2 separate regions of the Homo sapiens genome follow, and region 2 is linked to region 1. The links are chromatin loops, found by intact Hi-C in ENCODE. Cell type or tissue: endothelial cell of umbilical vein. All regions are shown on one strand. Links, peaks and the distances in the headings refer to the core of each region. The heading gives the core; the rest is flanking DNA. Region 1 overlaps USP37 (ubiquitin specific peptidase 37). Region 2 overlaps PNKD (PNKD metallo-beta-lactamase domain containing).

The links. Hi-C counts contacts between places; a loop is a spot of excess contacts. Peaks named below come from ENCODE experiments on the same cell type or tissue, not always from the same donor. Only the 100,000 strongest peaks of a DNase experiment are listed, where the experiment ranks them.
Region 2: it touches region 1 in a loop (7-fold over the local background); 69 of 110 quality-filtered maps call a loop at or near these places.

The regions. Positions count from the first base shown.
Region 1 is chr2:218,461,809-218,477,772 of GRCh38, reverse strand. USP37 (ubiquitin specific peptidase 37) reads left to right here. Exons shown (of 26, transcript NM_020935.3): 19 at 792-933; 20 at 2,888-3,143; 21 at 11,597-11,763; 22 at 14,407-14,467. Among named protein-coding and RNA genes, the nearest start is that of VIL1, 51 kb to the right of the region's middle. RefSeq lists a silencer at 11,353-11,647. In endothelial cell of umbilical vein, for the core only: no CTCF peak of the experiment used is centred there; a DNase peak (open chromatin) is centred at 11,582.
Region 2 is chr2:218,293,117-218,309,080 of GRCh38, reverse strand. All of the region lies in intron 2 of PNKD (PNKD metallo-beta-lactamase domain containing), which reads right to left. LOC105373881 (a long non-coding RNA gene) reads left to right here. Exons shown (of 3, transcript XR_923914.3): 3 at 2,533-2,711. Among named protein-coding and RNA genes, the nearest start is that of TMBIM1, 8.6 kb to the right of the region's middle. RefSeq lists an enhancer at 15,054-15,900. In endothelial cell of umbilical vein, for the core only: a CTCF peak has its summit at 7,633 (motif pointing left); a DNase peak (open chromatin) is centred at 7,630.

The DNA of each region.
Region 1 (15,964 bases), core at 9,277-14,276:
TAAAATAACTAAGGATAATTTAAGTATATCTTAATGACTTAGAATCAGCATTTTAAGTATCAATTATTGCACTGTGTTTCAATATGATATTGCCCTCAGAGGCTCTTAATTATTACAAGATAGTTTGCTTTTACATTAAATGACTTTATAGTTCTTGTTTGCCTTTCTTGTGGTTATTCTTTCTCATTTCTTAGCTCTCATTTCTTGATGAACTTGATACACTATTTTATTCACCATTTCCTGGGAAAGAAAGGGTCCCTCTAAGTACATGGGCTTTGGAACTGCCTTCCTCAGAAGCCTTTTTTCTTACTTTGGAATCCCTATGTTCTGGAAAGTAGAGGTTGCCAGAAGTCTGACCTACAGATAAGTGGATAAGTGGAATGTTACTGTTATTTTTAAAGTGCATGGATCATAATTTAAAAGATCACAAATTAGTCTTCATGCACTTTGTTGTCAAAAACATTTATTCATTGCTATGCCTGCATGAATTCAATAGCATAATTTATAAAGACAATAGCAAATTTCATTGGGGTTGATCATTAAAAGAAAAAAGGCACAACATGATTAGTTTACTGATGATACGTAGTAGCATAAGAGTTGTCCAGTTTTCAAAGCATGGCTCTTTTGGAGTGGGGCAAAGGTAATGCTGAAATATACCTCTTTTGATATATCTTTTTTTTCTGTTAAGTAATTTTCCGTAATGGAAAAGCAATTTGTTTTGATATTTTTACAATAAAAGAATAACAAAGACAAATGTTTATCAGGCTTTTTTTTTTTTCCTTAAATTACAGGAAATTCACCTTCAAATCCAAGAGCTCCTTGGCTTTATGCCTTGATTCAGACAGTGAGGATGAGCTAAAACGTTCTGTGGCCCTCAGCCAGAGACTTTGTGAAATGTTAGGCAACGAACAGCAGCAGGAAGACCTGGAAAAAGTAAGTAATATTTTCTTAAAACATCTGACAAAGATTTGTTTATCTCTTACTGTCCAAACAAATGTCTTTCATAACCATCATCAAACTAATTAGTTTTAAAGAAAATGCCTTCTCTGGCTACAGAAATCAGTCTGTTTACAGATGGATCAAGACTTACGAGAAATTCGTTGTTCTAAACAAATTACTTTCTTTTTTTGCCCTTCAAAGCTACTTTTGCATATTCGTCCTCAAATAATTACTTGCTTTATTTTGGTAGCAGTTTTTTAAGACAGGGTATCGCTCTGTTGCCCAGGCTGGAGTACAGTGGTGTAATCACGGCTCACCACAGCATCGTTCTCCTGGGCTCAAACAATCCTCCTACCTCAGCTCCCCAAGTAGCTGGGACTACAGGCATGTACCACCATGCCTGGCTAGTTTTTAAAATTTTTTGTAGAGACAAGGTCTTACTGTGTGACCTAGGCAGGTCTAAAATTCCTGGGCTCAGGTGATCCTACCACCTCAGCTTCCCTAAGTGCTGGGATTACAGGCATGAGCCACTACTCCCAGCCTGTAGCAATTGTTTATGTGAGGGAACTGTAGTAAACATTTTACATCAACAGAGCAACCAAGTAATCTAATTGTTTAAATTATGGATTTATTAATTGGATTAATATATAGATAATTATATGGATAGTTAATACTTTGAAGATCTAAGCTTTTCTAGGTGTTTGCATTATCTTATGCTACTGTATTTTATTTTAAGCCTCCCTTTTAAATAATAGAATTATTTTAGTAGTTATTTTTGTTCTGTTTCCTATCTTACTTTAAAGCCAGAGGTAGTTTGTGGTTGTTCAACTTGAATGAGAAATGTGTGAAAGTCCAAAATTCTCCCAGAAAACAACTTTTGAATATTTACATAATCTTTTTTTTTTTTTGAGACGGAGTCTCACTCTGTTGCCCAGGCTGGAGTGCAGTGGCACGATCTTGGCTCACTGCAGTCTCTATCCCCCAGGTTCAAGTGATTCTCCTGCCTCAGCCTCCTGAGTAGCTGGGATTACAGACGTACACCACAACATCTCCCTAATTTTTGGGTTTTGGTTTTTTATTTAATTTATTTATTTATTTATTTTTGAGACAGACTCTTGCCCTGTCACCCAGGCTGGAGTGCAGTGGTGTGATCTTAGCTTGCTGCATCCTCCACCTCCCAGGTTCAGGCGATTCTCTGTCTCCCTAGTAGCTGGGACTACAGGTGCGTGCCACCATGCCTGGCTAATTTTTTTGTATTTTTAGTAGAGATGGAGTTTATCCATGTTGGCCAGGCTGATCTCGAACTCCTGGCCTCAAGTGATCTGCTGGCCTCGACCTCCCAAAGTGCTGGGATTACAGGCATGAGCCACCACGCCCAGCCTAATTTTTGTATTTTTAGTAAAGACGGGTTTTCGCCATGTTGGCCAGGCTGGTCTCAAACTCCTGACCTCAGGTGATCCACCGCTGGGATTACAGGCGTGAGCCACCTCGCCCAGCCTTCTTTACATAATCTTGATGTCGTGTTTATTTTTCTCATTTATTGTTAATAAGATCAGCTAACATTTATAATGGTGTAGTAGGCATAATGATAGAATATTTACTGTATAATCTATATATATCTGGAAGAAAATAAATTGAAAATACTTAGAGTAATTATCTCTGAGTAATCTATTTTGAATGAATTTATTTTATTATTTTTATGTATTCTCCAAATTTGTACAAAATATATACTTATTTCAATCAAGAAAAAATAATGTATTCTTATGTATTTATTATTTTTAAAGTTAGACTCACCATTTAGTTTATATATTGGTTATTGATTGTTAAATAACCCAAAGCATCAAAGAAAGGAAACTTTTTAGAAATAAAGTTGCTACTTTAAATACTAATTAAGATTGCTATATTTGTAGGTATTCTGGTTTCTTCTAAAAGTAACTCTCTTCTTCAGGATTCAAAATTATGCCCAATAGAGCCTGACAAGTCTGAATTGGAAAACTCAGGATTTGACAGAATGAGCGAAGAAGAGCTTCTAGCAGCTGTCTTGGAGATAAGTAAGAGAGATGCTTCACCATCTCTGAGTCATGAAGATGATGATAAGCCAACTAGCAGCCCAGATACCGGATTTGCAGAAGATGATATTCAAGAAATGCCAGAAAATCCAGACACTATGGAAACTGAGAAGCCCAAAACAATCACAGAGCTGGGTAGGTTTAATGAAGATTAAACCTCTGTGAAACAAAACATAACTCTTTCAAAGTTTTGTAGTGACAAATAACCTCCAAATAACGGGAGATAAATAGAAAAATTAGCTGAGCATGGTGGTGTGTGACCCTAATCCCAGCTACTCGGGAGGCTGAGGCAGGAGAATTCGCTTGAACCGGGAGGCGGAGGTTGCAGTGAGCCAAGATTGCACCACTGCACTCCAGCCTGGGCGACAGAGTGAGACTCCTTCTCAGATAAAAACAAATAAAGGGAGGTGAAGTGGATCTGTATATAACAGGGTTGATGGCATTTTCATTCTGTATTATAAAAAGCTTTGAAAAATGAGAAGCAAATATTGTGACTAGTACACAGATACTAGTGGTAAAGTATGCCATATCCCTTTAGGTATACATCACTAGTAAAACTAGCCTTCTTATGTGCATTTAATATATGTTTGTGTCAGTTCTGAGGTGCTTTTCTCACCACTGCTATTTCAGAAATTCATATAATTCTTTCATTTTCCTATATCTGAATTTACACCAGGTGTTAGGGTATAAATAATTCAAGTTCTCCATTCCCTGCACAATGCATTGCTTTTTCTATGTTTAGATGTATTTAGATACACAACTACTTACCATTGTGTTACAGTTGCCTACAGTACTCAGTACAGTAACATGCTTTACAGGTTTATAGCCCAGGAGCTATGCCATGTAGCCTAGATGTATAGTCAGCTATACCATCTAGGTTTGTGTTGAATATACTCGAAGATGTTCGCACAAAGACGAAATCACTTAACCATGCAATTTCTTAGAATGTGTCTTCATCATTAAGCAACACATGACTGTACATAAAATGCTATACTATTTTTTTGGTAATTTTTACTCATTTTTTGTTATCTAAAGCTATCAGTGGGAACAACAGAGCTGAGCCATCCTGCCTTGTACTGTGGGTGTTTTGAAATTTTTAGGTAGATAACTTTTACTATCTTTTCCTATGACCAGTTCAAATTTTTCTCTCTTGATAGCCCCAAGATCTAGACAACTATATATTGCTAATGTGTTTCAGGTACACCAGCCATAGGATTTTGGAAATGAAGAGAATACTAGAATATCAGGAAATTATTTTCTACATTCTCATAGTTGGAACCTCTTCAATTATGAATTATTTTGCATGCAAGTAAAATAAGAATTAGTATATCCCCATTTAACTGGAAGCAAAAACGTGATGGTTTTTATACACAGGCATTACTTTTTTCCTTCTTGATACAAGTATCATTATGCAGTCCCCTTACTACATTTATAATCACTGCCCTTAGGTATCCCTGGTTAATATTAGTGCTTTTGTCCCTTCCTGATTTATTTCCTGCTTTCTGCTCTCCTTTTCAGTTCTTTGCCCAGTCCTATAACTTCCTAAAATTAACAAAGGGACAGCTACAGGAAGAGGTAATATGTGGCAATGTCCTATATCATGCACTTCAAGGGAGCTACAGTTTTTATAGCCTGAAAGGAGACAGAGTAGTTGGAAATGGCAGTGGGTAGTAAAGAGGAAACCCACCCTGTCTCCAGGCTCTGGGGTATGGGGAAAAAAACAGCCTGTACTTAAAAGAACACTAGAAAAATCCATAATGGGAGGCTTTAGAAGAAAAACTGGCCCTGACTAAAGACTAAAGAGACCTGACAACCAAATGTAGTGAGTAACCTTAGGAGTCTAGGTTAGAAAAAATTCTACAAAAAATATTTTGGAAACAACTGGAGAAATGAGAATGTGGGCTATATATTGGAATTATAAATAGAATTACTGTTAATATTCTTAGATGTGATAATTGTTATGTAGGAAAATGTGCTTTTAATTAAGAGATTCAGGCTGGGCTGGGTACGGTGGCTCATGCCTGTAATCCCAGCACTTTGGGAGGCTGAGGTGGGTGAATCACCTGAGATCAGGAGGTCAAGACCAACTTGACCAACATGGTGAAACCCCATCTCTACCAAAAATACAAAATTAGCCGGGTGTGATGTTGCATGTCTGTAATCCCAGCTACTTGGGAGGCTGAGGCAGAAGAATTGCCTGAACCCAGGAGGTGGAGGAGGTTGCAGTGAGCCGATATTGCACCATTGTACTTCATCCTGGGCAACAAGAGCAAAACTCTGTCTCAAAAAAAAAAAAGAGAGAGAGATTCAGGCTGACGTGCTTTGGGGTAAAGTATTATAATATCTGCAATTACAGTGTATTCACATGGCTCCATAGAAAAGAAAAGTGTGAGTGTGTGTATATACACACTCAGTCTCCAAAGACAGCATCTAGTGAACCGTGGCTACCAGTATGCATACTCTTGTGTAGACCTCTTCACAGTGAATTTGGGAAGGCTATGTGAGTGCAATAAAATGTGATTGAATTGATTCTGTGCCAAGTTCGTGATTAAACATTAAGATGGCCTGGCAACTTCCCCTTTTGTGCTTTTGGGAACCCTAAGCTGCTACGTAAGAAGTTTGGCTGCCCTGCTGGAGAGATCACATTGCGAAGGAAAGACTCTTGAGATCACCAAAAGAAAGAGGATATCTAGCCATCCCAGCTAATCTTTCTTTTTTTTTTTTTTTTCCTGGGGCGGACCAAGTCTCTCTCTGTCACCCAGGCTGGAGTGCAGTGGCATGATCTCAGCTCACTGCAACCTCTGCCTCCCAGGTTCAAGTGATTCTCCTGCCTCAGCCTCCCGAGTAGCTGGGATTACAGGCGCCCGCCACCACACCCAGCTAATTTTCTTGTGTGTTTTTAATAGACATGGGGATTCACCATGTTGGCCAGGCTGGTCTCGAACTCCTGACCTCAGGTGATCCACCTGCCTCAGCCTCCCAAAGTGCTAGGATTACAGGCATGAGCCACCACGCCCAGCCCCAGCTGATCTTTCTAACCAACACCACAAAGGTGCCAAGGGAAAAAAAAAATCAAGGGAGACATGTTTTTTGGCCTGAGCAATTGGATAGATAATGGTACCATTTGCTGATATGAGGAAGGCACAGTTGGTGGGACAAGGGAGGAATAAAAATTAAACAGGCAAATGGAGATTTCACCTAGGCATTTCAATATACAAGTTTAAAGCTCAGGGGAGAAATTCAGACTAGAGATATGAATTTGATATTTCATCAGTTTGTGAGGCTATAGTAATACATGAGATCACTTAGAGAGCTTAAGTAGAAAAGACAGTCCAAAGAAGTGTCATGATCACTTTCTTTCAGCAGCCTGTTTTCTCAGTTTCTGATATTAATTCCAAAAGTCTTTTCTTCTACCCTATTTTGGTTGCCCACTTACAGAAGTCATTACCCTAGACCAGTGCTTCTCAAAGTGTGAACTTAGATCATCAAATATAATCTGTGAACTTCCTGGAAATGCCAATTATCTCCTTCCTCTTTTCTTCTGTCGCAGTAGCCTGACAAAACCCCAACTCCCAACTCAACTAGCTACTTTTTCCATACCTGCACCCAAGCTGGTGAAGATTGCTAAAGAAAATCACAAAACTGTGTTCCGTGGACTTTCCTCAAACTCAGGACTACACTCTTAAATGGGCACTAAATGCTACTAGTCAGTTTTGTAATACTTTCTTATTTGTTTTCTCAGTCTCCATGATGTCTTCCTGAAATCTGTACTTATTTCTCTCTTTTTCTCCCTCCCTCTCTCCCTCCCTCAAATATGCCAAGGCCATTCTCATCTCAGAGCTTTTGCACTTAAGGTCCTTGAGGGCAGGCACCATCTTGCTTTAATTATCACTATATCCCCAACTTCTACAACAGTGCTTGGCACATAGATTCTCAATAAATATCTGTGACTTAACAGTTGGGCTGTTTTGTGAATCAGCTGAGGAGGGGCAGGAAGGCAAAGTAAGGTTTTACAGTCTCTAGACACTAGCCAGAAGGAATAGTGTGTACAAAGACTCAGAAATGAGAAAGCCCACAGCAAGTTAGTGGACCTAAAAGAAAGTTCAGAATGATCGGCATGACTGGAGCATATTGTTGAAGGGGAAATGCAAAAGATGAGACTAGAGAGCTAAGTAGTCTCTGGTTTTTGCATGGCCTGAAGCCATGTTTAGGAATTTGGACTTTTGTTTCAAAGGCATTAGGAAGTTATTGGATATTTTAAGCAAACAATTATTTGATAAGGATTTATGTTTGAAGAAAAGATCATTCTGGCTACAGAAGTTAGAAAAAAACAGTAATACTTGAGACCTCTTAGGAAATTATTGCAGTAGTCCAAACAAGAAGTTAGTGGTGTCCTAAGCCAAGGTTTTGGCTTGAAAAAAAAAGTTGATGGATTCAAGAGATGCTTAGGAAATAATAATTTATCTTATGTGAGGAGTGAATGAGAGGGAGAAGTCACATATGATCCTCAGATATCTGTCTTTTAAAAGAAACTGTGGAAAATTATCTTATTCACTGAAATATAGAATATCAGGAAGAGAGTGGGTTTCAATTAGGGCGTGGGGAAGAAGCAAACAGTATATTCAGTGGAAGAATGTTGAGTTAAGGCCACACGCAGTGGCTCACGCCTGTAATCCCAGCACTTTGGGAGGCTGAGGTGGGTGGATCACGAGGTCAGGAGATCGAGACCATCCTGGCTAACATGGTGAAACCCCGTCTCTACTAAAAATACAAAAAATTAGCCAGGCATGGTGGCGGTCGCCTGTAGTCCCAGCTACTTGGGAGGCTGAGGCAGGAGAATGGCAAGAACCCGGGAGGCAGAGGTTGCAGTGAGTCGAGATGGTGCCACTGCACTCCAGCCTGGGCGACAGAGCAAGACTCTGTCTCAAAAAAAAAAAAAAAAAAAAAAAAGAATGTTGAGTTAAACACATGAATCCCCTTTGATCCATTGTACAGTCCTTAAAAGTGGATTATTATTTCATGGCCATGTTTGTCCCCATAGATTTTTAAATACGTTCTGTATCTGTCTGATAATCTTATCCTGAAGACAAATGTATATTGACTTTAGCATCTTCAAGCAAACTTCCTTGATCTCCTTTCTAACACATGGATTAGTTACTAGTATAATCCAGGATTGTCTGAGGTACATTGAATCATTGAGTGTTCAAAATTATTGGTTAAGAAAAATTATTCTGTCACGTTTTTGAGTACGTTTTGATAATAAAAATAATAATACTCATTTTATACTCTAAAATAGCAATATCAACCCCCAAGTCTTCCTTCCACTTGAAATGCTCATCATCAGCTAACTTTGTATATCTCAGTTCCAAATTTCCAAAACAGATAATCTGATTGGTTGAGTCAAATAATCCATTCCCAGTTCAGCAGGCGTAGGTAGGAGGGACAGGCAGGGTCATGTAGACTTCCAAGCTGCCCCTTCTAGGCCATGGCAAGGGTTGTTTCTCCAATAATAGAAGAAAGGAAGAAATTATTGACATCTCTAGGATAATTGTTTTTTGTGTGTTTAATTGGGATTATCTGTAATATAATTTTTCTGAACAATTGGGATTTTTCCACCAAATAAATTCTGAGTCTCTTTTCCTCTTTTAATAAATATTCACTCAGCAATTCAGTACAACTCAAAATGCTAACTAGTTGCTGACTTAGAATCTAAAGCCAGGATGCTGTAAGCTTCAGGGTTACCTGTGCCACAGAGAAATACAGTATTAGGAGCCGGGCGCAGTGTGGCTCACACCTATAATCCCAGCACTTTGGGAGGCCAAGGCAGGTGGATCACCTGAGGTCAGGAGTTCAAGACCAGCCTGGCCAACATGGTGAAACCCTGTCTCTACTAAAAATAAAAAATGAGCCGGGTGTGGTGGCACACGCCTGTAATCCCAGCTACTTGGGAGGCTGAGGCATAAGAATCTCTTGAACCCGGGAGTTGGAGGTTGCAGTGAGCCGAGATTGTGCCACTGTACTCCAGCCTGGCCAACAGAGTGAGAGTCGGTCTCAAAAAATAAAATAAGATAAAATACAGTACTAGGGCAGGTAAAGAGCGTATACAAACTCAATAACAGTATGTATAGCATGAGTATATAAAGGTAATTCTCGTTAGCCAGTTAAATACTTCTTGATGAGGAGGTTTACTTTAGTAATGTTTGATATAGTTAACGCTTGTATTTGTATTGAAAATTATCGTGGGCCGGGCATGGTGGCTCAATCCTGTAATCCCAGCACTTTGAGAAGCAAAGGCTGATGGATCACCTGACGTCAGGAGTTCGAGACCAGCCTGACCAACATGGTGAAACCCCGCCTCTACTAAAAATACAAAATTAGCTGGGCATGGTGGTGCATGCTACTTGGGAGGCTGAGGCAGGAGAATCCCAGCTACTTGGGAGGCTGAGGCAGGAGAATTGCTTGAACCCGGGAGGTGGAGGTTGCAATGAGCCACAATCACGCCCTTGCACTCCAGTCTGGGCAACAAGAGCGAAACTCCATCTCAAAAAATAATAATAATACAAAAATTATGAAATTGCCGGGTATGGTGGCTCACGCCTGTTAATCCCAGCACTTTGGGAGGCCGAGGTGGGCGGATCACTTGACGTCAGGAGTTCGAGACCAGCCTGGCCAGCATGGTGAAACCCCATCTCTACCAAAAATATAAAAAATTAGCCAGGTGTGGTGGTGAACACCTGTAATCCCAGCTACTCGGGAGGCTGAGGCAGGAGAATCGCTTGAACCTAGAAGGTGGAGGTTGCAGTGAGCGGATATTGTGCCGCTGCACTCCACCCTGGGCGACAGAGCAAGACTCAGTCTTAAAAAAAAAAAAAACAAAAAAAACATGAAATGTTATTGCTCTAACAATTCAGATAACCAGAAAAAAATCATAACTATTCTGTTTATTTTAGCTAGCCGTAGTCTAGAAATTGAGAAGGAACAGGCCGGGAGGGGTGGCTCACGCCTATAATCCCAGCACTTTGGGATGCCAAGGCAGGTGGATCACCTGAGGTCAGGAGTTCAAGACCAGTCTGGCCAACATGGTGAAACTCTATCTCTACTAAAAAATACAAAAATTAGGCCAGGCACGGTGGCTCACGCCTGTAATCCCAGCACTTTGGGAGGCTGAGGTGGGCGGATCACAAGGTCGGGAGTTCGAGACCAGCCTGACCAAGATGGTGAAACCCCGTCTCTACTAAAAATACAAAAATTAGCCGGGCGTGGTGGCGTGCACCTGTAATCCCAGCTACGCGGAAGGCTGAAGCAGGAGAATCGCTGGAACCCTAGAGGCAAAGGTTGCAGTGAGCCGAGATCGCGCCACTGCACTCCAGCCTGAGCAACAGAGCGAAACTCCATCTCAAAAAAAAATAGATAGATAGATAGATAGATAGATAGATAGATAGATAGATATAGATTAGCTGGGCATGGTGGCGGGCGCCTGTAGTCCCAGCTACTCAGGAGTCTGAGGCGGGAGAATTGCCTGAAAGAGGTGGAGGTTGCAGTGAGCCACTGCACTCCAGCCTGGGCAGGGGGAGGGGGAAGGGAGGAGGGGGGAGGGGATTTCTTACCTTCCTGAATGTTTTAAACACACACTGTATATTGCCATACACTCTTGATTTAGATATATACAATGCTTGTTTGATTATTAATGTTTAAACACATGTTCAACATACAGTGTAATAAATGGGGAAAATCGGCGAGGCACAGTGGCTCACACCTGTAATCTCAGCATTTTGGGAGCCCAAGGCGGGCAGATCACCAGAGGTCAGGAGTTTGAGAGCAGCCTGGCCAATGTGATGAAACCTCATCTCTACTAAAACAAAAATTAGTTAGGTGTGATGGCGTGCACCTGTAATCCCAGCTGCTTGGTGGCTGAGGCATGAGAATTGCTTGAACCCAGGAGGCAGAGATTGCAGTGAGCCGAGATAGTGCCACTGGACTCCAGCCTGGGTGAGAGAGCAAGACACTGTCCCCAAAAAATAAAAAAAAGAATGGGGAAAATCTCAATAGTAGCTTGATCATTTTGGCCTAATTCTTACTTCATTTGCTCTAAAAATATTTTATTTCCAGTACTTGGTCAAGTGACACTATGACCTATGGCTGTTTTTTCTTCCCCATCTTTACATAGTGTGTTTCTGATGATTAATTAACTTTTAGAACCATCACTGTAGATCATTTGTTCTCAAACAAGAACAATTTTGCCTTCCAGAGGACATATAGTAGTGTCTGTCATTTTTGGTTATCACAACTGTAGAGGGTGGATGCTACTAATATCTAGTAGGTAGAGGCCAGAAACACTGCTAAACGTTCTACAATGCACAGGACATACTCTTCTCCCCTCACCCCAACAAAAGCTTGTCCCACCCAAAATGTCAATAGCTCTAGGTTGATCAACCCTGACGTAGATCTAGTAAGGTGAAATTGTATGTCCTAAGCAAATTATAGATGAAATTAGGGTAAATTGCTTTATGAACAGTAGGTGTCACTCTAGTTCAGAAATTTCCATTTATTAGGATTTTCCAAATTAATGTTATGTTCTGCTTCCTCAGATCCTGCCAGTTTTACTGAGATAACTAAAGACTGTGATGAGAATAAAGAAAACAAAACTCCAGAAGGATCTCAGGGAGAAGTTGATTGGCTCCAGCAGTATGATATGGAGCGTGAAAGGGAAGAGCAAGAGCTTCAGCAGGCACTGGCTCAGAGCCTTCAAGAGCAAGTAAGAGATATTTATATTGCTACTTTCTCTGTACTTACCTTTCCTGAGAAATATAATAATAATAACTAATGTGTTGAGCACTTACTATGTGTCAGACATTGTTCCAGATGATTTACATAGAGTAAGTCATTGGGGAAAAAAAAGACTTGTTTGAGGCAGGGTTTGGTGGTTCATGCCTGTAATCTCAGTACTTTGGGAGGCTGAGGCGGACGGATCACTTGAGGCCAGGAGTTTGAGACCAGCCTAGCCAACATGACAAAACCCCATCTACTAAAAATATAAAACTTAGCCAGGCATGGTGGCACACACCTGTAGTCCCAGCTACTCAGAAGGCTGAGGCAGGAGAATCGCTTGAACCCAGGAGGCAGAGGTTGCAGTGAGCTGAGATCACGCCACTGCACTCCAGCCTGGGTTTGAAACAGGTACGTGGGTAGTGTTTCTTTTTTTGACAATCCAAATGCAATAAAATGTATTGTTGGTTACCTTTCATAACTATAATTCATTGCTTGCTAAAACAGGATGGGGTATTATAGATTATTCCTAGTCCAAATTTATTTTTTTCTTTTCTTTTTATTTTTATTTTCTATTTTAATTTTTTAGAGACAGAGCCTTGTTATGTTGCCCAGGCTGGTTTTGAACTCCTGGACTGAAGCACTCCTCCCCTTTTGGCCTCCTAAAGTGCTAGGACTACAGATGTGAGCCACCATGCCTGGCTTCCCAGTCCAGCATTATTTTGCAAGCTGTAGAAACAACCAGTATAACACCATGATTTTATAATTGTATTTTAAGGCAATGTATTTGTTTTGGTTATTTTCTAAGAATATAAATTTTTTATGAATTATTTGAACATAGAATTATCACAAATATTTTCTAAAATCTAATTTTCAGATTTTAGTATTAGAACATTTATCTGTCTTCCTGTTTATTTATTGAGATAGGGTCTTGCTCAGTTGCCCAGGCTGGAATGTAGTGGCTTGATCATTCCTCACTGCAGCCTCAAACTCTGAGCTCAAGCAATTCTCCTGCCTAGGCCTCTCAAGTACATGGGACCACAGGAGCATCCACCATGCCCGGCTCATTTTTTTATTTTTAGTAAAGACAGTGTCTCACTGTTGCCCAGGCTGGTCTCAAACTCCTGGGCTTAAGCAGTCCTCCCACCACAACCTCCCAAAGTGCTGGGATTATAGGCATGAGCTATTTGCCCCCAGCCCTTGCTCTTTTCTTTATGTAGTAACCTATTCTTCAATGTTCAGTTTATGCCATTTGTTTTCCACTGTTACAGTCACCTGAAATATCAGATTTATAGGCAACAGGATCTGACTTACAGGTCTGATTTTTCATAGTTATCTAATCCTGTGCAATCCAAGTCATGTTAGTAAAAATTTACCAAGACTCCCTAGAATGAATGGGTAGGTTTAGTACTTGTTTGAGGCCTGCTTTGGGTTCATCAGATAATCAGATTAAGAAATCTAAGCTGGGCACTGTGGCTCACGCCTGTAATCCCAGCACTTTGGGAGGCCAAGGTGGGTGGATCCCTTAAGGCTAGGAGTTCTAGACCAGCCTGGCCAAAATGGTGACACTCTGTCTCTGCTAAAAATACAAAAATTAACCTGCTGTGGTGGCGTGCGCCTGTATTCTCAACTAGTAAGGAGGCTGAGGCACAAGAATTGCTTGAACCCGGGAGGTGGAGGTTGCAGTGGGCCAAGATCACGCTACTGCTGTACTTCTGCCTTGGCTATAGAGCAAGACTCTGTCTCAAAAAAAAAAAAAGAAATCTAATTTCTCTAGATCAGTGGTTCTTAATCTTAACTGCACATTCAAATTTACTGGGGAGCTTTAAAAATACTGGAATGGGCTGGGTATGGTGGCTCATGCCTGTAATTCCAGCACTTTGGGAGGCTGAGGCAGGCAGATTGCAAGATCAAGAGATCGAGACCATCCTGGCCAACATGGTGAAACCCCATCTCTACTAAAAATACAAAAAAAATTAACTGGGTGTGGTGGCACGCACCTGTAGTCCCAGCCACCCGGGAGGCTGAGACAGGAGAATCGCTTGAACCTGGGAGGTAGAGGATGCAGTGAGCCGAGATCGTGCCACTGCCCTCCAGCCTGCCAACAGAGCAAGACTCCCTCTCAAAAAAAAAAAAAAAAAAAATCTTAAAAAATACTGGAGTGGGCCGGGCGCAGTGGCTCACACTTGTAATCCCAGCACTTTGGGAAGCCGAGGTGGGCGGATCACAAGGTCAGGAGATTGAGACCACCCTGGCTAACATGGTGAAACCCCATCTCTACTAAAAATACAAAAAATTAGCTAGACGTGGTGGCGGGCGCCTGTAGTCCCAGCTACTTGGGAGGCTGAGGCGGGAGAATGGCGTGAACCCAGGAGGCGGAGCTTGCATTGAGCCGAGATCACACCACTGCACTCCAGCCTGGGGGACAGAGCGAGACTCCGTCTCAAAAAAAAAAAAAAAAAAAAAAAGTAAAGAACTTCCCCACATTCCTCAAAAGGTAATATTCCAAACATCCATAAGGTTATAGAAAGCATTCTTAGCAAATGCTTCCAGAGAAACTGATTTTATCCTCATTAAGTAAGTTTAATCAGTACCTCTTTAAATACCTTAGTTTTTGTTCTTTTCCCTTTAGGAGGCTTGGGAACAGAAAGAAGATGATGACCTCAAAAGAGCTACCGAGTTAAGTCTTCAAGGTGTGGAGATCTTTTTAATTACATTTTTTTAATGGTAAAATTACCATTCACACATAGAAGAACATATAAAGAAAGTGTGTGTGTGTGTGTGTGTGTGTGTGTGTGTGTGTGTGTGTGTGTGTGTGTGTGTTTATTGTGGGGGAGAGCCTCTCACTCTGTCACCCAGGCTGGAGTGCAGTGGTGCAATCTTGGCTCACTGCAACCTCCACGTCCTGGGTACAAGCAATTCTCATGCCTCAGCCTCCCGAGTAGCTGGAATTAGCGGTTGTGCCACCACACCCAGCTAATTTTTGTATTTTCAGTAGAGACGGGGTTTCACCATGTTGGCCAAGGCTGGTCTTGAACTCCTGGCTTCAAGTGATCCACCCTCCTCAGCCTCCCAAAGTGCCGAGATTACAAGCTAAAATGTGTTTTTTGATAACAAATTTGAATACCTCCCAGGTAAAGAAATAGAACCTTAGAAGTAACCTTTATATCTCTCCTTTTTGTCTTCCTCCCAGAGGAAACCACTATTCTAACATTTGTATTCATCTTCAGCTTGCTTTTTTCAAAATAATTTTTGTCATCTATACCCATATCTCTAACAATATGTTTTTTAATATTGAAAAATTAGCAAGAACAATCTATCATCTGTTTAATGAAAGAATTATAATTTTGCCACTGTTACGACTCCTAGAAGAACATAATGTGGCTTCAGTTTCCCCGTGAATTTTCAAGAGCTTATTCTGGGGCAGTCAGTGGGCAGTCATGAGTGAGTGTATTCAGTAGCATAAGGTTCACATGTCGTAGCATTTGGCAGAACTAATATGTGGACCAGGTTTTAGAAGTCCATGAGTTAGGAAGCTGGAAGAAGTAGATGTAGGAATCTGTTTCTCAAACAGCTTTTACCTAATCTTTATTTTATCCCCTCCTTATCCCCCAGTTTCAGAGGTACCTGGTTCCTGGTTCTTCCATGTCTTCATTTTTTTGGAGACAGGGTCATGCTCTGTTGCCCAGGGCCTGGAGTGCAGAGGCGTGATCTCTGCTCACTGCAACCTCTGCCTCCCGGATTCAAGTGATTCTTGTGCCTCAGCCTCCTGAGTAGCTGGGACTATAGGCGTGCACCACCACACCCAGCTAATTTTTTAATTTTTTTTTTTTCTTTTTTTGAGACAGAGTTTCACTCTTGTTGCCGAGGCTGGAGTGCAATGGCACAATCTTGGCTCACTGCAAACTCAGCATCCCAGGTTCAAGCAGTTCTCCTGCCTCAGCTTCCCAAGTAGCTGGGATTACAGGCACCCACCACCACATCCAGCTAAATTTTGTATTTTTAGTAGAGATGAGGTTTCACCATGTTGGCCAGGCAGGTCTCGAACTCTTGACCTTAGGTGATCCACCTGCGTTGGCCTCCCAAAGTGTTGGGATTGCAGGTGTGAGCCACCGTGCCCAGGTTCCAGCTAATTTTTTATATTTCATTTTAGTAGAGATGGAGTTTTGGCATGTTGCCCAGGCTGGTCT
Region 2 (15,964 bases), core at 5,338-10,337, 160 kb after region 1:
TTAAATAGAGACAGGGTCTCACTATGTTGCCCAGGCTGATCTTGAATGATCTCTTGATCCTGGAGGTCAAGATTGCAGTGAGACATGACTGCGCCACTGTACTCTGTCTCAGAAAGAGGAAGGAAGGAAGGAAGGAGAAAGAGAGAAAGAGAGAGAGAAAGAGAGAAAAAGAGAAAGGAAGGAAAGAAGTGGAGGAGGCTGGGCACGGTGGCTCACTCCTGTAATCCCAGCACTTTGGGAGGTTGAGGCAGGCAGATCCCCTCAGGTCAGGAGTTTGAGACCAGCCTGGCCAACATGGTGAAACCCTGTCTACTAAAAATACAAAAATTAGCTGAGGGGTGGTGGCAGCTCCTGTAATCCCAGCTACTCAGGTGGCTGAGGCAGGAGAATCGCTTGAACCCGGGAGGTGGAGGTTGCGGTGAGCCGAGATTATGCTATTGCACTCCAGCCTGGGTGATAGAGCAATACTCGTCTAAAAAAAAAAAAGAAAGAAAGAAAGTAGTGGAGAAAAAAATAGGACACAAAACTGGGTAAATTTTGAATAACTGATACGATTGTACCTCTGTAAACAAAAATGGATTAAAAAAAATCTAAGGCTGGGCACGGTGGCTCGTGCCTGTAATCCCAGCACTTTGGGAGGCTGAGGCGGGCAGATCACAAGCTTAGGAGTTTGAGAACAGCCTGGCCAATATGGTGAAACCCCGTCTCTACTAAAAATACAAAAATTAGTTGGGTGTAGTGGCGGGTGCCTGAATCATCCCAGCTACTCAGGAGGCTGAGGCAGGAAAACCACTTGAATCTGAGAGGCAGAGGTTACAGTGAGCCGAGATGGCACCACTGCACATCTGAGTGATGTGCAGTGAGACTCTGTCTCAAAAAAAAAAAAAAAAAATCTAAAATGCTTCCAGTCATAATCTTTGGTTGATTGACTCATGGGGTACCATTTGTTTATTATTTTTTTGTGCTTTTAAAATATTTTCTGATCTTCTATAATGAAAACATATTAGTATTTTAATTTTTAAAATTATTATTTTATTAAAACAAAGAAAGTAGTCCTCTCTGCTGTCTCTACCTTTCACTTCACGTCCATTCTCAGGCCACTCAACTGGGCCCCTGCCTGTACTGCTCCATCCTAATTTGGCGCTGTCCCCTTGAAGGTCAAACCCATTTGTCATTGTTCAGCCCTTATCACTGAACCTCTGGGTGGCAGCTATGACAATGGAGCATGCCTTTTTCCTCTGCCTTCCCTGCCACAGTCTCTCTGGCTCTCCTCTCCCCTCTCTGACAAGCTCCCCTTCTGCTAGCTCTAAATTCACCACTTACAGGCTACCACCTGTATACTCATTACTTCAAAGGAGAAATGTCCACAAGAGCCTCCCTTGGATGCCCCACGGTAGGGGTCCCCAACCGCTTCCCTCCAACCCTATACTGGTCCTTGGTCTGTTAGGAGCCAGGCCACACAGCAGGACAGGCAAAGCTTTACCTGTATTTACAGCTGCTCCACATTGCTTGCATTACCCTCTGAGCTCCACCTCCTGTCAGATCAGCAGCAGCATTAGATTCTCATAGGAGCTCGCACCCTATTGTGAACTGCGCATGTGAGGGATGTAGGTTACATGCTCCTTATGAGAATCTAATGCCTGATGATCTGTCACTGTCTCCCATCAATCCCAGATGGGACCATCCAGCTGCTGGAAAACAAGCTCAGGGTTCCCATTGATTGTACCTTATGGTGAGTTGTATGATTATTTTATTATATATTACAATGTAATAATAATAGAAATCTAGTGCACAATAAATGTAATGCGCTTGAATCATCCCGAACCCCCCTAACCCCATTGCCTCCCCCAGTCCCTGGAAAAACTGCCTTCCATGAAACTGGTCCCTGGTGCCAAAAATGCTGGGGACTGCTGCCACACGGGATCTTTAACTTGATTTGTCCAAAGCTACCTCCTCATCCTCATGTGACCCCAACCCTCTCCTTCAGGTCTGCCAACTTGGCCAACGGCATCATCTGTGTTTCCAGATGATTTTGCCCAACTGTAAACGAATGTCATTGTTTTGTGCATGTTTAAGGCAGGCTAGGCTAGGCTATGATGTTTGGTAGGTTTAGGTGTATTTAATGCATTTTCCACTTAGGATATTTTCAATTTAGGATGAGTTTATTGGGATGTAACCACTCTATAAGTTAGGAAGCATCTGTGTTTGTCAGATGACCAAACAAACCAATCCCGACACCTAGCTCCTGGGTGAGGGCATCTCTTAGGCCTAGGTAATGACTTGCACACTTCATTGCACACATGTCTCTGTGATGGTCCTTAGGCTGTGCAGTAATTCCTGGCGCTGCCCCATAACACTTCAAGTGCCTTGTGGGTAAGGAGGGTGAACTGTCGGGGAGGGAGTGGAATCGGGTTTGGGGGTTGTGTGCTAGACTTGGAATGACCAGCTTAGAACCCTGGCTCCACTAGGAACTCTGCACCTTGGGGCAATGTTCTTAATCTACTCAAACCTCATTCTCTTTCTCTCCACGAGGGACTGGTAATTTGCATGGAGCTACTCGGAGGATTAACCGTGATTACCCAGAGAAAGGACACCTTGCCTGGGCCGTTTCAAGTACTCCACACATGTTCCTTGATATTATTGATCTCATTCTTGCAACATCAGCATCTGTCCTGGTGGGTGCTCAAGTAAATATTTTATGACTGAAATGATAAGAGGGTGTGACCTTTGCCTCCATTTCCCATTGCATCATCCCAAATCAGGCCCTTGGGTCCTCATGCCTGGCCCATTGCAGGCACCTGCAGCCCCTAGCCATCAGTTTCAAGCAGGGGCTCCCCCTGCTCAAAGCCAGTGTCTACACAATCAAATTTGCATCCCTTGTTTTAGCGACATGGTCTCAGCCCAGTTCTCTAGTGTGTGGCGTTCCTGCTGCTCCCCTCCACATGTGTCCCGTCTGCCAGCCTGCCCTGATCACTATCCTAGATTTCTGCCCCATGCCACCTGGAGAAATCCTTTTAGGCAGCTTCCTCAAGATACCAGGTACCTTCCAGCCCTACCATGCCCCCGGGGATGTGATACCCTTCCAGGAGTAACCATAACTAATGAAGGTCCAATTCTCAATCTAGGGAGTCTGGCAGCTCTCAACAGAGGAGGGAGGAGAATGAGTTCAGTTCTCAAGGAGGCTGATAATGCCTTTCCTTTTAGTCCAGTTTCTTTAAGGCTAAAAATAAATTCAACCTCCTCTTCGAAGGCTTTTCTGATTACCACAATTATTTGCACTGCCTGGTCACTACTCTAACTCCAGACCCTGGAAAAAATGTCATCTCACAGCCAAACAGAAACGAATGGTTTGGCTATGGTGGGGGCGGAAGGGGGCACACCCAGAGGAGCCATAGCCTTTTCTTTACAAGACTCTGACCTCTGGGCTGGGGGTGGTGGCTCATGCATGTAATCCCAGCACTTTGGAAGGCCAAGGCGGGATGATGGATCGGAAAATTGTCTAGAAATTCAAGACCAGCCTGGGCAACACAGTGAGACCCCACCTCTACAAAAAATTAAAAAAAAAAATAGCCAGACATGGCATGCACCTGTGGTCCCAGTTACTTGAGTGGCTGAGGCAAGACGATTGCTTGAGGTCAGAGGTTGATGCTGCAGTGAACTATGATTTTGCCACTGCACTCCAGCCTGAGTGACAGAGTAAGACCCTGTCTCAGAAACAAACAAACATACAAACTAACAGGCAAAAACAAGACTGAGCTCTCCCTGTAGGCAAAAAATGGCGGCCTCCACTTGTTTGTCTCTCCCTCATCCCCAGCACCTTGCACTGGGCTTGATGCATGCAGTGTGATAAATGTTTGTTCTGTTGTGTGGGAAGGAAGAACAGAACAACCGAGTGTAGACTGTCTACTGAGCACAAGGCCTGCGCACAGCCCTTGCACGTGGGATTTCATTGTCACGACTCTATAAGGAAGGTGATGGTCGCCCCACTTTATTTATTTATTTATTTTTGAGATGGAGTCTTGCTCTGTCACCCAGGCTGGAGTGCAGTGGCGCGATCTCAGCTCACTGCAACCTCTACCTCCCAGGTTCAAGTGATTCTCCTGCCTTAGCCTCCCGAGTAGCTGGGACTACAGGTGCCCGCCACCACGCCTGGCTAATTTTTGTGTTTCACCAAGATGGGGTTTCACCATGTTGGCCAGGCTGGTCTCGAACTCCTGACCTCAAGTGATCCACCCACCTCAGCCTCCCAAAGTGCTGGGATTACAGGCATGAGCCACTGTGCCCGGCCAGTCGCCCCACTTTAGAGATGAACAAACGAAGGCTTGGAGAGAATAATGACTCATACCATCACAGGCGACAAAACCCAAATTCAATTATGGTTTTATTTGACCCCCAATTCCATGCTCTTTCCACTGATCCTCTGTAACCAGCCTGGGTAGAAAACATGTGTCAGTGTCTGCTGGGAAACAGATGACACAGGCAAACTGGGAAAGCTGAGGAGAGCTTGAGAGAAGTTAAGTTTTAGTGCTCTGCAAGGCTACCGGCAGGTGCTGGAAACAGTTCTCCAGGCTAGTGACACTGTCGCCACCCCTGGGCCTGAAGGGTCAGGAAGGGAGCTGTTATAAAACATAAAGACAGGTTGGGTGCGGTGGCTCATGCCTGTAATCCCAGCACTTTGGGAGGCCGAGGCGGGTGGATGACCTGAGGTTAGGAGTTCCAGACCAGCCTGGTCAACATGGTGAAACCCTGTCTCTACTAAAAATACAAAAAATCAGGCATGGTGGCAGGCATCTGTAATCCCAGCTACTTGGGAGGCTGAGGCAGGAGAATCGCTTGAACTGGGAGGTTGCAGTGAGCTGAGACCACGCCACTGCACTCCAGCCTGGGCAACAAGAGCGAAACTCTGTCTCAAAAACAAAAAACAAAGACAGAGCTGTGTGGACAGGCCCAACTGATAGGGGCTGTGACCACTGGTTGAGGGATAAGCCAGTCTGGGGTGAGCCTTGAGGGAGGGAGAAGGAGACAAACCCTCCACCTCTGCTGCCATCTCCTCCTGGAGAGCTCCACTGCCAAACTCAGCTGCAGCTGGAGGACCAAGAGCCCACTGAGGTGTCCATAGGACCAGCTCCAAGCAGGGTGGAGAAGACGGAGGGGGATGTGGAGAGCAAACGGAAACCAGCCAAATGAAACCAAAGAAGTGCGGGTCTGGCCGGGCGTGGTGGCTCACACCTGTAATCCCAGCACTTTGGGAGGCTGAGGCAGGTGGATCATGAGGTCAGGAGTTCAAGACTAGCCTGGCCAAGATGGTGAAACCCCATCTCTACTAAAAATACAAAAATTAGCTGGGCATGGTGGTGGGCACCTGTAATCCCAGCTACTCAGGAGGCTGAGGCAGAGAATCGCTTGAACCCAGGAGGCAGAGGTTGCAGTGAGCCGAGATCATGCCACTGCATTCCAGCCTGGGCAACAGAGCAAGACTCTGCTCAAAAAAAAAAAAAAAAAAAAAGAAGTGCAGGTCTGGGATGGGGGTCGTGGGGTATTGACACCTCAGGGTGGGGGCTGGTGCCACCACCTTTCATCTTGTAGCCAAGGTGGCTCCTCAAGGCCTTCCTGCTCTCGGGCTCCATTCCCTCAACCCATTCACCGCTCAGAGCCAGGGTGATTCTCCTAAAATACCACCCAGATCATGTCCCATGTCCCAGCCCTGCTCAAAATCACTCAATGGCTTCCTTTGTAAACCAAAAATAAAATTCAATGCCCCCTCACCTCAGCCATCTGAATGGACTCCCTCCTCTGCCAGGGCATTCCAAAGTTAACCTGAAAGACTGGTTCAGGGCTGGGCTGGTGGCTCACACCTGTAATCCCAAGGATTACACTTTTGGGAGGCCAAGGTGGGCAGATCACTGAGGCCAGGAGTTCAAGACCATCCTGGCCAACATGGTGAAAACCTGTCTCTACTAAAAATACAAACAAATTAGCTGGGCATGGTGGTGGGCACCTGTAATCCCAGCTACTTGGGAGGCTGAGGCAGAAGAATCACTTGAACCTGGCAGGCAGAAGTTGCAGTGAGCTAAGATGGCACAACTGCACTCCAGCCTGGGGAACAGAGTGAGACTCCATAAAACAAACAAACAAACAAACGAACAAACAGAAAAAAAACCTCCAGGCCTTTAGGTAACTCTTTTAATCAATTGCCAATCAGAAAATTTTTAAATCTACCTATAACCTGGAAGCTCCCTTCAACACACACATACATTCTGCGCCCCTGTCCCCCCGCCCTGACTACCTTGGGCCACGTGTTCTCAGGGTCTCCTGAGGGCTGTGTCAAGGGCCATAGTCGCTCATATTTGGTTCAGAATAAATTTCTTCAAATATTTTACAGAGTTTGAATGTTTTCATTGATATCTTTAGGCTGAAATTTGAAGTCCTTAAAGAGGCCCTGAGACTCTGTAGACCTGGCCCCTGCCACCTCCCCAGTCTCCTCTTGGGCCATGCCCCAGTGCCCACCACTCTCCAGCCACACCACTCTCCTGGAAGTTTCTGGAACATGCCAAGCTCTTTCAGCTTCAGGGGTGTCTCCACACCTTCACATAGCTTGATCCTTCTGCTTAGAAGGGTCACAGCACCATTGTCCACCACCCCCCACGGCCCATCCCCTCTGTAGCTACTCTTTCATGCCACCTTCTGCCAACATAAGAGGTGCCTGGGTGCCACTCTTTTGTTTTTGTTTTTTGAGATGCAGTCTCACTCTGTTGCTCAGGCTGGAGTGCAGTGGCGCTATCTCAGCTCACTGCAACCTCTGCCTCCTGGGTTCAAGTGATTCTCCTGCCTCAGCCTCCCGAGTAGCTGGGACTACATGTGCGCACCACCATGCCTGGCTAATTTTTTGTATTTTTAGTAGAGACAGGTTTCACCGTGTTAGCCAGGATGGTCTCGATCTCCTGACCTGGTGATCTGCCTGCCTCGGCCTCCCAAAGTGCTGGGATTACAGGCGTGAGCCACAGCTCCCTGCCTTGGGTGCCACTCTTTTAGGGCACTGAGTCAGCTTTCCTTAAGTGCATGTATTACAGTTTGTAAAGATACCTTTGCTTATGAGATGAGTTGCTAATATCTGTCCTGCCTTCCCTACTGGACTGTAAACTCCAAGAAAGCGGGGGCTGTATTTTATTTACTTCTGTATCCCCACAGGTCTGGCACACAGTTGGCCCCTCATAAATGCTTGTTAAATAAATCTTAATGGTATTGGGGTTGAGTCCTGGCCCCTTTCTTTTCTCCCGTTTTTGTTTGTTTGTTTGAGACAGATGGTAGCTCAGGCTGTTGCCCAGGCTGGAGTGGCATAATCACAGCTCACTGCAGCCCTGACCCTCCTGGGGTCAAGCCAACCTCCCACCTCATCCTTCCAAGTAGCTGGGACTACAGGCACGCACAACCATGCCCAGCTAATGTTTTAATTTTTTTAAAGAGATGGGTCTCACTATGTTGCACAGGCTGGTTTCGAACTCCTGGGCTCAAGCCATGCTTCTGCCTGGGCCTGGCTAAAATGCAGAATTACAGGTGTGAGCCATTGCGTCGGCCAAGGCTCCCTTTTTCTAGCCAAACAGTGCTAGTCAGACTCTGCCCCCTAGTGGTCATGTCTGGGAACTGATTGTGGCTTGTTCCAACCGCTTCCTAGATGTCAGTTTTTGACTTGTTAAAAGTAAATGGAACGCAGCAGAAAGTACTGAGTGCAGGCCCTGGGCTAGGCATCTGGCCAAGATGAATTACGATCTAGACCCTGACCCCCAGAATTCCCCCTTAAGTCAATGACCAGCGCTATAGATCTGTGCTGTTTCATATGGTAGCCACTAGCCACTTGCCACTGAGCACATAAAATGTGGTTAGTGCAACTATAAAACTGAATTTTTAATTTTATGTAATTTTAATTCATTTAAACTTAAATCTAAACATTGGCTGCTCTGTCTATGGAGTAGCCATTCTTTATTCCTCTACTTTCTTAATAAACTTGCTTTCATTTTACTCTAAAAATAAAACAATAATAAAATAAACCTTGATGCTTATTTCAGTTATTGGAAAACACTCAAGTATGTACATTTTACAAACACTTTTCAGATTTGATCTAAATACAGATCCTATATTTCTGATGAAAAAGTAACATCCTAATTGAGATATGCTGTGTCAAATACATACCAGATTTTGAAGACTTAGTATTTAAAAATCCCATTAAAAATTCACCTATGGCCAGGCGTGGTGGTGCATGCCTGTAATCCCAGCACTTTGGGAGGCAGAGGTGGGTGGATCACTTGAGGTCAGGAGTTCGAGACCAGCCTGACCAACATGGTGAAAACACATCTCTACTAAAAATACAAAATTGGCTGGGCGTGGTGGGGCATGCCTGTAATCCCAGCTACCTGGGAGGCTGAGGCAGGAGAATCTCTTGAACCCAGGAGACGGAGGTTGCAGTGAGCTGAGATCGCACCACTGCACTCCAGCCTGGGCAACAGAGCGAGACTCCATCTCAAAAAAAAAAAAGAAAAGAAAAGAAAAGAAAAAAATGTAGACTCTCAACCTACTGAAGCAGAATCTGCATTTTAACATGAACCCCAAGCGATCTATTTGCACATTAAAGTTTGAGAAGCAGTCACCTATTAGACATCCAAGTGGTGATATAGGCAGCAATTCTCTGATTGCTTGCTCAGAGACATAGGAAGCAAAGTCGAGGCTGAGAGTGAGGCTGCAGAGGAGGTGTGGGAGTTCAGAAGGGACTGTAGAAAGTGTGGAGTAATTGCCTAGGATGGGTGTGTTAGTATGAATGGACAAGTTAGTGTGCATGAACTTAAAGCGAGATCAGTCAGGACCGTTGCATGTTTTTACCCTCACTTTTGGCTATGTGGGTGCAGAGTTGAGATTTTGCTGCTGAGAACCATAAGGTAGAGTTGAGGCTGCATGCAAAGGAGTAATTATAATATTGGAATCCAAGCTGGTCAAGGAGGAAAGTGAGGATGTGAGAGATAAGAAAGAGGTGGTGGTCAGGCGCGGTGGCTCACTCCAGTAATCCCAGCACATTGGGAGGCTGAGGCAGGTGGATCACTTGAGCCCAGGAGTTTGAGACCAGCCTAGGCAACATATGGAGACCCCATCTTTACAAAAAATTACAAAAATTAGCCGGGCGCGGTGGCTCACGCCTGTAATCCCAGCACTTTGGGAGGCTGAGGCGGGCGGATCACCTGAGGTCAGGAGTTCGAGACCAGCCTGACCAACATGGAGAAACCCCATCTCTACTAAAAATACAAAATTAGCCTGGCGTGGTGGTACGTGCCTGTAATCCCAGCTACTTGGGAGGCTGAGGCAGGAGAATCACTTGAAACTGGGAGGTGGAGGTTGTAGTGAGCTGAGATCATGGCACCATTGCACTCCAGACTGGGCAACAAGAGCAAAACTCTGTCTCAAAAAAAAAAAAAAATTACAAAAATTAGCCAGGTGCAGTGGTGTGTGCCTGTGGTCCCAGCTACTTGGGAGGCTGAGGTGGGAGGATGGCTTGAGCCCAGGGGGCTGAGGCTGCAGAGAGCCATGACTGCTTCGCTGCACTCCAGCCTGGGTGAGAGCGAAACCCTGTCTCAAAAATAAATGAATAAACAAATAGGTCGGGTGCGGTGGCTCACGCCTGTAATCCCAGCACTCTGGGAGGCTGAGGCAGGTGGATCACCTGAGGTCAGGAGTTCGAGACCAGCCTGGCCAACGTGGTGAAACCTCATCTCTACTAAAAATACAAAAATTAGCTGGGCCTGGTGGCGGGTGCCTGTAATCCTAGCTACTCAGGAGACTGAGGCAGGAGAATCGTTTAAACCTCGGACGCGGAGGTTGCAGTGAGCCAAGATCGCGCCATTGCACTGCCATTGCACTCTAGGCTGGGTGACAAAAGCGAAACTCAGTCTCAAAATAAATAAATAAAATAAAATAAAATAAATAAATAAAATAAAGGAACAGGTGGTAAGATGAATAGATTGTTGATCCTGATATGGTCACAGAATTGTCAAATCACGGTCACAGAGCTGGAAAAATAGATGGTGGTCAGAGTGTGGGGTGCCTGAAATTGAGATTATGGAGGGGGTGCAGTTATTGGTAAGGAGAGGTTCTCAGGCAGCTAATATCGTGGGTTGGGAATAAGAGGAAATCGCTGTTGGCTTTTCTTGGGGAGTAGAGTTGTTTAGACAAAAGCAAGTATCTATGAGGAGGAGCTTCCTAGGTGGGGGGCAAGAGAGTGGGAGAATGAAGCCCAAGATGGACGAGGAGAGGGGCTTGAAAGCTGAGAATCCCCCGGTATTCTGGCTGGCAGAGGTGGCAGAGGTCCATGGCGAGAGGGCAGGGTGTAAGGGCACAGCTGGAGCCTGGCCCTGCTGAGCTCCCAGCTCGGGCAAGTTCATCCCTCCAGGCCCTGCTTAGTGTGAAAGGAGGTTGTGTTCATCACTGGGAGAATCACTGGGCTTCTATCTCACAAACAACAATAACAATGAACATTTTAACTCTGCCCCAAGCATTTGACAACTGCTATTTTTCATTCTTACAACTACCCTATATTATTACCACCCTTTTTATAGATAAGGTGCCAAGGCTCACAGCAGTTAAGTAATATGCCTAAGGTCACAAAGCCACCAAAGACATTTGAACTTGGATTCAAACCCAGGACTGTCTATCACCAAAGCTTGCTGGTGTGGCTGGCGATTCACCTGGGGAGCGTTTGTTTATGCTTCCACTGAAGATTCTGATTCACAGGTCTGGAAAGAAGTATCCCCAAGGGAACGTGCATGTTTTCACAAGCAGCTCAGGTGACTCTGAGGGTCAGGGAAGAATGGAAAGCATTTCGCTGGCCCTGCCTGCAGCATGGTGGATGCCAGGCTGGTTCCGTGGCCTGGCTTCCTCATGGTGCCACCCACTTCCAGTTACAGCAGTTTCAGTCACCATCAACATCCGCCATGTGCCTTTCTCACTGCCTTTCACCTAGATGACCTCAACTGAGGAAGGCGCCAGAAGTCACAGGAGGTAGAGAAATGCAGTATGATTTCTCTCTCTCTTTTTTTTTTTTTTTGAGATGGAGTCTCCCTCTGTTGCCCAGGCTGGAGTGCAGTGGCGTGATCTCGGCTCACTGCAAGCTCCGCCTCCCGGGTTCATGCCATTCTCCTGCCTCAGCCTCCTGAGTAGCTGGGACCACAGGCGCCTGCCATCACGTCCAGCTAATTTTTCTATTTTTAGTAGAGACGGGGTTTCACTATGTTAGCCAGGATGGTCTCGATCTCCTGACCTTGTGATCTGCCCGCCTCGGCCTCTCAAAGTGCTGGGATTACAAGCGTGAGCCACTGTGATTTCTTTTCTTCTCTCTTTTTTTTTTTTTTTTTTTTTTTGAGACGGAGTCTTTTTCTGTTGCCCAGGCTGGAGAGCAGTGGCATGATCTCGGCTCACTGCAACCTCTGTCTCCCAGGTTCAAGCGATTCTCCTGCCTCAGCCTCCGGTGTAGCTGGGACTACAGGCATGCGCCACCACACTTGGCTAATTGTTTGTATTTTTAGTAGAGATGGGGTTTCACTATATGTTAGCCAGGCCGGTCTCTAACTCCTGACCTCAGGTGATCCACCCCCTGACCTCCCACAGTGCTGGGATTACAGGCATGAACCACTGTGACCAGCCACAGTGTGATTTCTAAGTAGAGAGATGGGCCCCCGGCCTCACAGTCCTTTAGTGCCAAAGCTGGAACAAAACTTCACTTCTGAGACATCCAAATCCACCATTCTTTCCACTCTCTATTTCCTTAGGAAAGTGTTAAATAATGTTTATGAATAATAAGGCCAATTTTAAGGGGGAGGAGCCCCCATACCCCACCCCTACCTTATCTATCCCCCACACATCTATCATTCAAGCCTGAGAGGCTCCCTCCATCCCACTTTGGAACATTGGCATTCAATTCAACAGATGCTGGGTCAGGGCCGTGCCCAGGCCTAGGGGTGAATGAGACATTGTCTCTGCCCTCCAGTGGGGAGAAACAGGCACTTTCACCTCAGGCTGGGTTCAATGCCTCAATTCAGTAAATACGTCCTCTGAAAACAAGCAACTTCGGGCGGCGCGGTAGCTCTTGCCTGTAATCCCAGCACTTTGGGAGGCCAAGGCAGGTGGATGACCTGAGGCCAGGAGTTCAAGACCAGCCTGGCCAACGTGGCAAAACCCTGTTTCTACTAAAAATACAAAAATTAGCTGGGCATTGTGGTGGGCGCCTGTAATCTCAGCTACTCAGGAGGCCAAGCAGGAGAATCGCTTGAACCCAGGAGGCGGAGGTTGCAGGGAGCCGAGATCATGCTACTGCACCCCAGCCGTGGTGACAGAGTGAGACTCCATCTCAAAAAGAAAGAAAGAAAGAAAGAAAAAGAAAAACAGAAAAAAGGCAACTTCTTTCAGAAAGTTAGTGATCAATGCATGGGTAGAGTAACACATTAAATGCTAGGTAACCAGGCAGCTATGAGAAGGGTTTGGAGGACCAATTAGTGGAGTCCTGGGGCTGGGCTGGAGGGTGGCAACAGAGAAAGTTCTCTGGATCCACCGCTCCAATTAAGTTTTTCCTGCCCATGTCCTTCAGGTTCCACCTGGGCCCACCCCTTCCAGGCTGCCACCACCCCCTCCCACCAATCACTAAGCTTTAGCTAGTCCTAAAATACCTAAAATAACATCCAGTCCTAAAATAAACATCAGTCTAATCCCTTTCACTCCTCCACCCCTCTTCCTGCAGCCATGGACTTGACTCCACTTTCCTCCTAGGTAGTGTTGCTGGAAAAATACAACCAACCAGTTAAATGTGAATTTCAGATAAGCAATGAGTACTTTTTTTTAGTACAAGTATTTCCAAATATTATATGGGGCAGTGGGATATGCTTATATGAAAAAATATTGTTTGGCCGGGCGCAGCGGCTCATGCCTGTAGTCCCAGCACTTTGGGAGGGTGAGGCGGATGGATTGCTTGAGCTCATGAGTTCAAGACCAGCCTGGGCAACATGGCAAAACCCTGTCTCCACAGAAAATACAAAAATTAGCCGGGCGTGGTGGTGCTCATGTCTGTAGTCCCAGCTACTTGAGAGGCTGAGGTGGGAGGATGGCTTGAGCCTGGGAGGTGGAGGTTGCCGCGAGCCAAGATCGCACTACTGTACTCCAGCCTGGGAGTGCAGAGCCAGACCTTGTCTTGAAAAAAAAAAAAAAAAAGGTTTGTTGTTTATCTGAAGCTCAAACTGGTTGCCTTGCATCTTTATTTGCTAAAGCTGGAACCCTACCCCAGGGGCACCACCAGAGCCTCCCCAACCCTCCCAAACTCCCTCTAGGTGGTTATTTTCTGGCTCCCCATTGCTTTCAGGGTAAAATCTCAATTTCTGGCCCCCTGCCTCCTTGGCCAGCCCTATTTCCTACCCCTTCTACCCCACTGCACCCTCCACCCCCCATCCTAGCTTGCTGGGGCAACTGGCCCTAAGTCCCTTGCCCTCTGCCTGGAGAACCTTCTCCCCTCCTCCGAATAGGCTGGTTCCTAACACCTCCTAACACTCTACTCAGGTGTCACCTCCTCTGAACTCCTTTCCCGAACCCCCACCCCATTCCCCACACTGGGTTAGGAGCTTTCTCTGGGATCTGGAGGAACCAAGTGAATATTTCTTTATCTGCCAGCACTTGTCAAACTGTCAACATTGTAATAATCTGTCATTTTACTGGCTCCCTTAGACTGTGAGTTTCTTGAGAGCAGGGGCTGTGTTCTTTCAGCCTTCTCATTTCTAGAACCGGAAATTCCTGTCTGGTTGGCAGACAATAAAAGCTTACTTAATAATTTTGCAGATAAGGCCCAAGAGAAAAAAACATCATTTATCGAATGCCTATTGCCAGCGAAGCACTGCTGCTCTGGGCCAGGCGCTTCAGGTGTTATTTTTGACCCTATAGTCAGAAAAAGGGCTCTGGAGAAAAAGCACGCAGCAAGGCTTGTGTGGGCTTGCCTCGTGTGCCCCATGTCCCACTCCCCCAGTCGGGCAGATGTGAGTCGCTGGTGATTGCTGGTTGGAAATGGAATCTCCTTGGATATTAACCATCCTGGTGGTTCTAGAAAGTGGAGGGTGTTTTCTGGAGAAGGGGCCTGCTATGGTGGGAATGTTGTTGTCCCCACTCCATTCATTTGTTGAAACTTAATCCTCAATGTTATAGTATTAAAAGGTGAGGCCTTTAGGAAGTGATTAGGTCATGAAGGCGGAACCCTCTGGAATGGAATTCATGCTCTTAGAAAAGAAGCTGGTGGCCAGGTGCAGTGGCTCACGCCTATAATCCCAGCACTTTGGGAGGTGGAGGAGGGCAAATTGCTTGAGCCCAGGAGTTCAAGACCAGCGTGGGCAACATAGTGAGACCCTGTCTCTACAAAAAATACAAAAATTAGCCAGGTGTGGTGGTGCATGTGTGTAGTCCCAGCTACTCAGGAGGCTGAGTTGGAAGGATTGCTTGTACATGGGAGGTCAAGGCTGCAGTGAGCTGCAATTGTGCCATTGCACAGAGTGAGATTCCATCTCAAAAAAAAGGAAGGCTGGTGGGGGGGCGGTGTCTGTTTGTTCCTTCCTTGGCCATATGAGGACTCAGACGATATCTGTGAAGCAGAGGGAGCCTTCATCAGACACCTAACCTGCTGGTGCCTTGATGTTGCGTTTCCCACCCTCCAGAACTGTGAGCAATACATTTCTGCTGTTTCTAAATTACCCACTCTAAGGTATTTTTGTTGTAGCAGCCCAGATGGACTAAGACAGCACAAGTGTAGAGAGCATGAAAAAATGTCAGGGATCTGGACAGATTCCATGGGCCATGCATTTCACCTAGGGCGCTACTCCTTGAGCAAGGGGGAGACAGACACTGAGCAGAACTGTACTTGCTCTGGTGAGATCACACCTTGGGTGGGGACTTCCTAAAATGAGGTTCTTGGCCTGTAGGAACTGGAAGTACACTGAAGGGTTGGGGTGTCTGGGGAGCTAGCCCACCATAACGGCCACTAGTCCCCCTAAGTAACTCCTACTTAAACTATATTTACAGAAATAAACATACATAGTGTGTGTATGGGGGGCAGTTTTTAAAAATCTGTCTTTTTTTTTTTTTTTTTTTTTTAAATCTCTGTTTTGGGGCTGGACGTGGTGGCTCATGTCTGTAATCCTAGCACTTTGGGAGGCCAAAGTGGGCTGACTGCTTTGAGCTCAGGGGTTTGAGACCAGCCTATGCAACAACGTGAAAACCCATCTCTACAAAACAAACAAACCAAACAAAACAAACAAGCAAACAAACAAAATTAGCTGGGTGTAGTGGCACACACTTGTAATCCCAGCTACTCAGGAGGCTGAGGCCGGAGAATCACTTGAAACCAGGAGGAGGATGCAGTGAGCCGAGATGGCGCCACTGCACTCCAGCCTGGGTGACAGAGCGAGACCCTGTCTGGAAAAAAAAAAAAAAAAAAAAAAGGACATTCAGTGGTGGTGTGGTGCTGACCTATAGCTATTAACATGAGATAAGCACTTTAAACAGAGTTGGTCAACTACTGGCAGCCTTGGTGTCATGGAAAGAACTTGGACTTTGGAACCACAGAAACTCAGGCAAGGCTCGGTAATGTTTCTCTTTTTAAATTGAGACAAGGTCTCTCTATGTTGCCTAGGCTGGGTCTCCAACTCCTGGGCTCAAGCCATCCTCTGGCCTTGGCCTCCCAAAAGTGCTAGGATCGCAGGTGTGAGTCACCATGCCCAGGCTCCAGTAATATTTCAGAACTTCCTCAAAACTGTTTCCTCCTTTGCTACTGCATTCTTCACTGAGATGAGGGTTAAGACCTACCTAACAGTAGTAATCTACATCTCAATGTAGGACTTCTGAATTCTGACTTGAGGAAAGCACCTGCTTTCCTGGTTGAGTAATTATAAACAGAGATTCTAGG